Regions from separate parts of the Homo sapiens genome. Here region 1 is linked to region 2. Evidence: chromatin contacts called from ENCODE Hi-C or POLR2A ChIA-PET data. All regions are on one chromosome and are shown on one strand. Each heading gives the region's core, a stretch centred on a gene start or an enhancer-like site at or near the end of the contact. The rest is flanking DNA. Distances are from core to core; before and after follow the strand shown.

The links. A loop is a pair of places that touch in the nucleus more often than their neighbours do. ChIA-PET counts read pairs that join two places held with the same protein, here RNA polymerase II (POLR2A). Pooled maps may share reads with other maps.
Region 1: a loop to region 2 is called in a map with no recorded cell type, with 11 times the contacts of the local background. The contact joins the promoter of LINC00173 here to the enhancer-like site in region 2. A Hi-C loop is called at or near these places in 2 of 37 single-sample maps with no recorded cell type and 2 of 50 pooled maps. POLR2A ChIA-PET finds 5 or more read pairs at or near these places in 1 of 52 experiments (GM10248).

Annotation. Positions count from the first base shown.
Region 1 is chr12:116,531,859-116,535,389 of GRCh38, forward strand. It overlaps LINC00173 (long intergenic non-protein coding RNA 173), which reads left to right and starts at 1,577. Exons shown (of 3, transcript NR_027346.1): 1 at 1,577-1,758. RefSeq lists silencers at 1,388-1,589, 1,494-1,543 and an enhancer at 2,952-3,486.
Region 2 is chr12:113,207,273-113,210,564 of GRCh38, forward strand. DRC10 (dynein regulatory complex subunit 10) reads right to left here. Exons shown (of 5, transcript NM_001330452.2): 2 at 166-987. The coding sequence starts at 894. Among named protein-coding and RNA genes, the nearest start is that of DRC10, 12 kb to the right of the region's middle. RefSeq lists enhancers at 777-906, 1,117-1,426, 1,577-1,736. Within about 2 kb of position 1,344, at least 17 of the 41 ENCODE cell types and tissues checked have a DNase peak (open chromatin) inside an H3K27ac peak, as active enhancers do.

The sequences.
Region 1 (3,531 bases), core at 327-2,826, 3.3 Mb after region 2:
GGGTACCGAGATTCTGTTTGGGGTGATGGAAAACTTCTGGACCTGGCCAGGCATGGTGGCTCACCCCTGTAATCCCAGCAGTCTGGGAGGCCAAGGTGGGTGGATCACCTGAGGTCAGGAGTTCAAGACCAGCTTGGCCAACATGGTGAAACCCTGTCTCTACTAAAAATACAAAAATTAGCCAGGCGTGGTGGCAGGCACCTGTAATCCCAGCTACTCGGGAGGCTGAGGCAGGAGAATCACTTGAACCTGGGAGACAGAGGTTACAGTGAGCCAAGATCATGCCACTGCACTCCATCCTGGATGACAGAATGAGACTCTGCCTCCAAAAAACAAAACAAAACAAACAAATAAAAAAAAAAAAAAGATGGTGGCAGCTCACACCTGTAATCCCAGCAACTGGGGAAGCTAAGGCAAGAGGTGTGGCAGCTCACACCTGTAATCCCCAGCAACTGGGGAAGCTTGAGGCCAGGAGTTCAAGACTAGTCTGGGCAACATGATGAGATTTGATCTCTACAGAAATAAAAATAAAAATTAGCTGGGCATGGGGGCAAGCACCTGTGGTCCCAGCTACTCAAGAAGCTGAGGCAGGAGGATTGCTTGTGTCCAGGAATTCAAGGCTGCAGTGAGCTACGATCACACTGCTGCACTCCAGCCTGGGCAACAGAGGGAGACCATGTCTTTAAAAAAAAAAAAAAAAAAAAAAAAAAGATGGCGCTAGAGAGACAGTTGATACAGGGTATGGATGGTGACCATCATTGATCATCATGGCTGCTGGTGGGTAGTGGATGGGAGTGAGAACAGCATTAAGAGGAAGGCCAGTGATGAGGCGGGGACAGTGGTCCAGGAGGAAGATGCAGGTGGCCTGGACCAGGGGGCACACAGTGAGCCACGTGTGTCAGGCAAAACCAAGAGGGCTTAGTGAGGATCTGGATGCACAATCATTCAATATAGACTCAACTCTGCCCCTCCTATTCAGCACCTGTATGCACTTATGGATGGGAGGAGAGTGTTGGAGGGAGAAAGTATATGTTCTCATAGGGATGCTGAAGAACAGGTCAGAAGACCCCTGGCTTCAAATTTTGACTTTTTCATTGCCAGATCCCGAGAGAGTAACTTCGTTTCTTTGTGCCTGTGTTCCTTCCCCTGTAAAATCAAGGCCCCAACATGCACTTCATAGGTCGTTGTGAGACGGGGACAACAGCACCTGCCCTGGCTACCTCCTAGGGCTCTTGGGAGACCCAAATGAGTTGTTAATCCTTCAAGGACAACACAGATCACGTTGCTGGGCTGATGTCATTGCTTTTGGAAAGCAGGTCCCTTGAACAGATTCTCCCAAAGCAGTGACTTTAGGAACATCTCGAAGGCGACAGATTCCAGTTGTTAAGGCTACGATGAAATAGCAGAAGACTCTGGGAAGCAGCGTGCAACGAGTGGCAAAGGAGCCCCTAACGCTCTTTCTTCTGTGCTCGCCCCGCCCCCTCCGGCGTGGGCCCCGCCCCGACTAAGCCCCAGCCAGGCCCCGCCCCCGATGTTAGCGCAAGCCACGCCTCCTCAGCTCCCAGCCTTCTGGGTCCGAGGCTCCCACCTGCTCTAAGCGCTTGGTACCAGGGAGGGAATGGGAGGACGCTTGCGGGATAGGGAGGCGGGGGCTGGAAATTGGCAGGGTGAGAGCTGGGGAAACTAGTCTGGGACGCAGCCCTCCTTGTCCCCCTTCTTCATTCACCCCCTTGTTGAGGCCCTTGGCTTTTGCATAATGTAAGTACTTATTTAATGCGTGTGCTGGCTCGAGAGCTCTGCATTTGTCTTTCTGTCCTTCATATGCCAGTGTACCTCCGCCTTCTGTCTGTCTAGGTGGGAGCTCCTGGAGAGGAGGGTGCTTCCCAGCAGTTGCTGTTCGACCCCCAGCCCCGGGCCAAGGGCACAGAGAGAGAGACAGAGAGGCTGGGGCTGCAGTGGGGGTGGGGAGGTGGGAGCTGGGGCGGGGCGGAGGGAGCGAGGGGGAGGAATGAGAGCACCATATGACAGGCTTGTGGAACCACATCTGATGCCAACTTGGATGCTGTCCTTTTTCTCCAATAAAAGGAACTTTTCACTTGTTTTTCAGACACCCTTTAAAAAAATGTATTTAAAGAGGCTGGTTCCTATCCATCCGACTGGAGGCATCTCAGTGCAAGAGCAAAGCTAAGTCCTGCACACGCTCCTCCCCTCCTCCTCCTCCTTCTCCCCCCAGGTTTTCCCGAATGTATCTACTCCGGTTACAACTAGACGCGGCCCCTCCCCCACCTGCCTCCCCCCTTCCTTCCCTCGATCGTGGAGGGAGCGTTCTCTGTGCCTTCCCAAGTCCCCGTGGGGGACCTTCTATGTTGGAGTGGGGGGAGGGGGGGAGGGTCATATAACGAAGGCCAGAAAGAACAAATTAGATAATCAAAAGAATTATAGTAATTGCTTTCACTTTCCCCCGCCCGCTCAGCGGATTCCCTCCCCCGCCCCTCCCCTGGTTTTTCTGTCTGTCGGGAATACTCGGTCTTTCCGACCCCCTCCCCTCCCCCAGGTTCCTCCTCTCCTCTCCCCTTGCTCGCGCGTTCCCTCTCTTCCTCCGTTTTCTGGTGTGCTGGAACGTTCAGCGGAATATGATGAATGATCACCTGTCACAGCTTGTTTATTATAATGCAGGCAATCAATTACACATCCCCAATGCTGGCCGGCCCGCAGGAAATTTATATGCTCAGCACAAACCAATGTGAAAATGGAATCTCATTTGCCAAATGTCTTTCTCCCCGTACAGCACGATGATTACAGTCTGTGTTTGTTTCAACAGTCGTGTACAACTGACAGTGCCATCATTTACTGCCTGGCTCAGGTCACGTTACTCTAAGGCTTTATTTATGGTGTTACGAAGGGCAGCACAGGAAAAGGACAAGGGTGTCTGTCAGGGATGGCACTGTGTTAAAAAGTGGGCGTGCAAGGGCCGCATTCCCGGGCAGCCGCTGCAACCTCAGCCCCTGGGCCCTTACCTCCGCAGCCTCTCCCAGCATCCAGCTACCCAGACTCCAAGGCCCCAGGCGAGAGCCAGCTCTCGGTACCTGGAGCTCCACAGGTCCCAGAATCGGGGTGGATCAGAGTTCAAATTCTGGTTCTGCTACTGTCTAATTGCGTGCTGCAGGGACTCAATCTCTTCATCTGGGAAATGGGAGTAATAACCCTTGGCAGGAATGTTGCGATCCTCTGGGATGTCAGAGGTGTTGATGAATGTTAGTTCCCGGGACTTCGGAAAGAGGTCCCGTTGGAAGAGATGTGAATTGGAATTCACACCCTATATTAAAATCTCCTCCAATCTTCACCTCTGAGACATGGCTGTCTCAAGACTGTTTTGTTTCCCTTCCTGGTGGAATTTTGCACTTTTATGTCCTGTGTAGCAGCAGGTAGTGTGGCTTTGAGAAAATAAAATGGCCACCTTGCTCCGCTGTTCTTTCTTTGTAAAAAAAAAAAAAAAAAAAAAAAAACGGCATAGCAATCTTGGCCTTTCTA
Region 2 (3,292 bases), core at 94-2,593:
GGGAGGCAGAGGTTGCAGTGAGTCGAGATTACACCACTGCACTCTAGTCTGGACAACAGAGCGAGACTCCATCTTAAAAAAAAAATCAATCATTGAGGAAAAACCCAACCAACAAAAGATTTGTGTGGCTTCTTCAGTAATTTCAGCAATACTATGAAACAATACCTCTGCATTCCTGTTCTTCATTCTCTCCGCCAATTCCTTTTCAAGAGTATCAATGATTTGTTGGTTATTACTATTCTGTCTACTGATATCCTGTAAGAACTGGGCCTTATCCCTCGCTTCCATGGGACTAGTGAGTAGTTTTTCAAACAGGAAACCACGGAGCTCTATCAGGCTGTCAATAAAATTCTGGGCTTCTGCACTTCTACCCTGTGTCTGCATCTGCAGGAGCCTAGCAGCCTGGGGGTTGCTGAGCAAGAGTCTAAGGACGTTCTTGGTGGAGTCTTTGATCTGCTGCATAAGTGGTGAGAGGCTGGATTTCTGCAGCTCTATGGAAAGGAGGCGGTCTCTGAGCCACCCTTCCTCCTCAGCCTCTTTCTGCTCCTGCAATTGCCTTTCTTTCTCTTTCAGGCACCTGACGTTTTCAAGGAGGACCTGGCAGAGATCCTCATGCTCTCTCACTGCCCTCATGACGTCCTCCCCCAGCATCCCCTCCATATCCTCTCTGTTGGATGCCACATACGACAGCAAGGTCACCAGCTCCACCTTGTAGATCGCCTCATCCAGGATGGACATGATCCTTTTGGCCTCAATGGTGGTGAGTTTGGTCCTAGAGAGAACCAAGGGTTTTAGTGGATCAGCTGGCCTTTTAGATGGGTCTGTCTTTGGCCCTATTCTGTTGATGGCAGGGGCCTGATACAAAGGGGCCATGGCGAGAATGTCTAAAGCCATCTTGTGAGCAGCCCTCTGTGCCTCTGTAGGTCCACAGAGATGGAGACTTCGGTAGACTACTTGGGTCTCGTGCTTTTATTGTCTCTGGCCATCCTGCAAAATGAAGAAGTAGGTGTGAGTGCAGCTGTGCTGACATCTGTGTGGTTAGTGTGGCTGCAGAAACCACAACTGTTGACATCAAGAGTTCATCTTAGGTCCTCTGTCGCTTTTACACAGAACCTTTCACTGGAAGCAGTTTTCAGCTTTGTGAGGGTGTTAGGGCCACAAGGGCAGGAAGACCAAGTGTGGAGGCATCTCAGGCACATGTGTCAGGCGGGGACCAGCCAGGCATACAGACAGCATTCTAAGGATTTAAAACCAGAGACTGGTTACATCAGTGATGGGAGAGTTGAGAGGCCAACCAGGGGAAGACAAAGCCATCCCGCAATTGTCAATGGCAGGAAGCCACCACATGAAGAGATGGTGAGCCTGGGGCCCAGGGTCACCCAGGGGAAGTTTGAACCACAGCCATCAGTTCCCAGAGGAGCTAGAGACATTGCCGGAAATGCAGATTAAAGAAGGGTGGCGGTGGGGGAGGAGAAATACCCTGGTTTCTTTCTACTGCCCTTGGCCAAAACCAGCAGGAAACCAACTGACAAGCAGCCTGGGCGACGGAACCACAGGCCTCAGCCTATGTCTGAGCAGGACAGGGACAGGGCAGAATGCAGTGTAAGACTAACAGGACTAGGAATGGCACATTTTCACTGATTTTAAAGTTTTTTGGTTTGTTTGTTTATTTGTTTTGAGACAGAGTCTTGCTCTGTCGCCCAGGCTGCAGTGCAGTGCCATGATCTCGGCTCACTGCAACCTCTGCCTCCTGGGTTCAAGTGATTCTCCTGCCTCAGCCTCCTGAGCAGCTGGGACTACAGGTGCACACCACCACGCCTGGCTAATCTTTGTATTTTTAGTAGAGACAGGGTTTTGCCATGTTTGCCAGGCTGTTCTCAATCCACCTGCCTTTGCCTCCCAAAGTGCTGGGATTACAGGCCTGAGCCACCACGCCTGGCCATTTTTAAGTACTGATTTTAAAAATTGGTGGGTGAAATATAACTTTGAAATACAATTTAAAAAACTGTTTCACTAAATGTAATGTTGTATTCTGGATTGGGTTCTGGAGTGGAAAAAGGACATTAGTGGAACTGGAGAAATCCAAATCCAAATCCAAATCTAGTCTAAAGTTTAGTTAATAGCATTGTACCAACATTAATTTTGTAGGCGCTCTGTTACCCTGGCTGGAGTGCAATAGTGTGACCATGGCTCACTCCAGCCTCGACCTACTGGGCTCAAGTGATCCTCCTGTCTCAGCCTCTCAAGTAGCTAGGACTATAGGTGCTCGATGCCTAGCTAATTTTTTAACTTTTTATAGAGATGAGCTCCACTATGTTGCCCAGACTGATCTTGAACTCCTAGGCTCAAGCAATCCTCCCACCTTAGCCTCCCAGTGCTGGGAATACAGACAGGAGCCACCGTGCCGGGCCTAATTTTGTGGTTTTGACAAACACATCAAGGTTATCTAAGATGTTAACATTAGGGGGAGCAGAATGGAGGGCATACGGGAACTCTCTGTACTATCTTTGCAACTTTTCTATAAATCTACAATTATTACAAAGTAAAAAGTTTAGTTAAAAGACTATTTCAGGCCAGGCATGGTAGCTCACACCTGTAATCACAGCACTGTGGGAGGCCGAGGGAGGTGGATCATCTGAGGTCAGGAGTTCAAGACAAGCCTGGCCAACATGGCGAAACCCCGTCTCTAATAAAAATACGAGAGAATGCCAGGCATGGTGGTACGCACCTGTTACTCAGGTTAACCCCAGTTACTCAGGAGGCTGAGGCATGAGAATCTCTTGAACCTAGGAGGCGGAGGTTGCAGTAAGCCAAGTTTGCATCACTGTACTCCGGCCTGGGCAACAGAATGAGACTCTGTTTCAAAAGATAGATAGACAAATAAATAACTGTTTCAGAAAAATCTATAGGGCAATCAGAGATCAGTAATTTATATTGCTTTCATAGTACAATGGCTAAAAGTACTAGCTTTGCACAGCCCCACTTGGGTTCAAATCCTTGCTGGGGGTCTCTGGGCTGGTCATTTAATCCTCCAGAGCTTGGGCTTCCTCAGCTGTAAAACAAGAGTCCTCAGGATGAATGAGAAGCCTGCACGCTGTAAAAAATGTTCAATAAATAACTAATAGCACTAACCCAGGAAAACGAAAATCCCAAGTCCAGGACTTTAATGATTTCTGATGCAATTGCTGAACGAACACCTACTGCCTTGGCCAAGCACAGGGGCTCACGCCTGTAATCCTAGCACTTTGGGAGGTTGAAGTGGGAGGATCGCTTGAGCCCAGGAGTTCAAGAC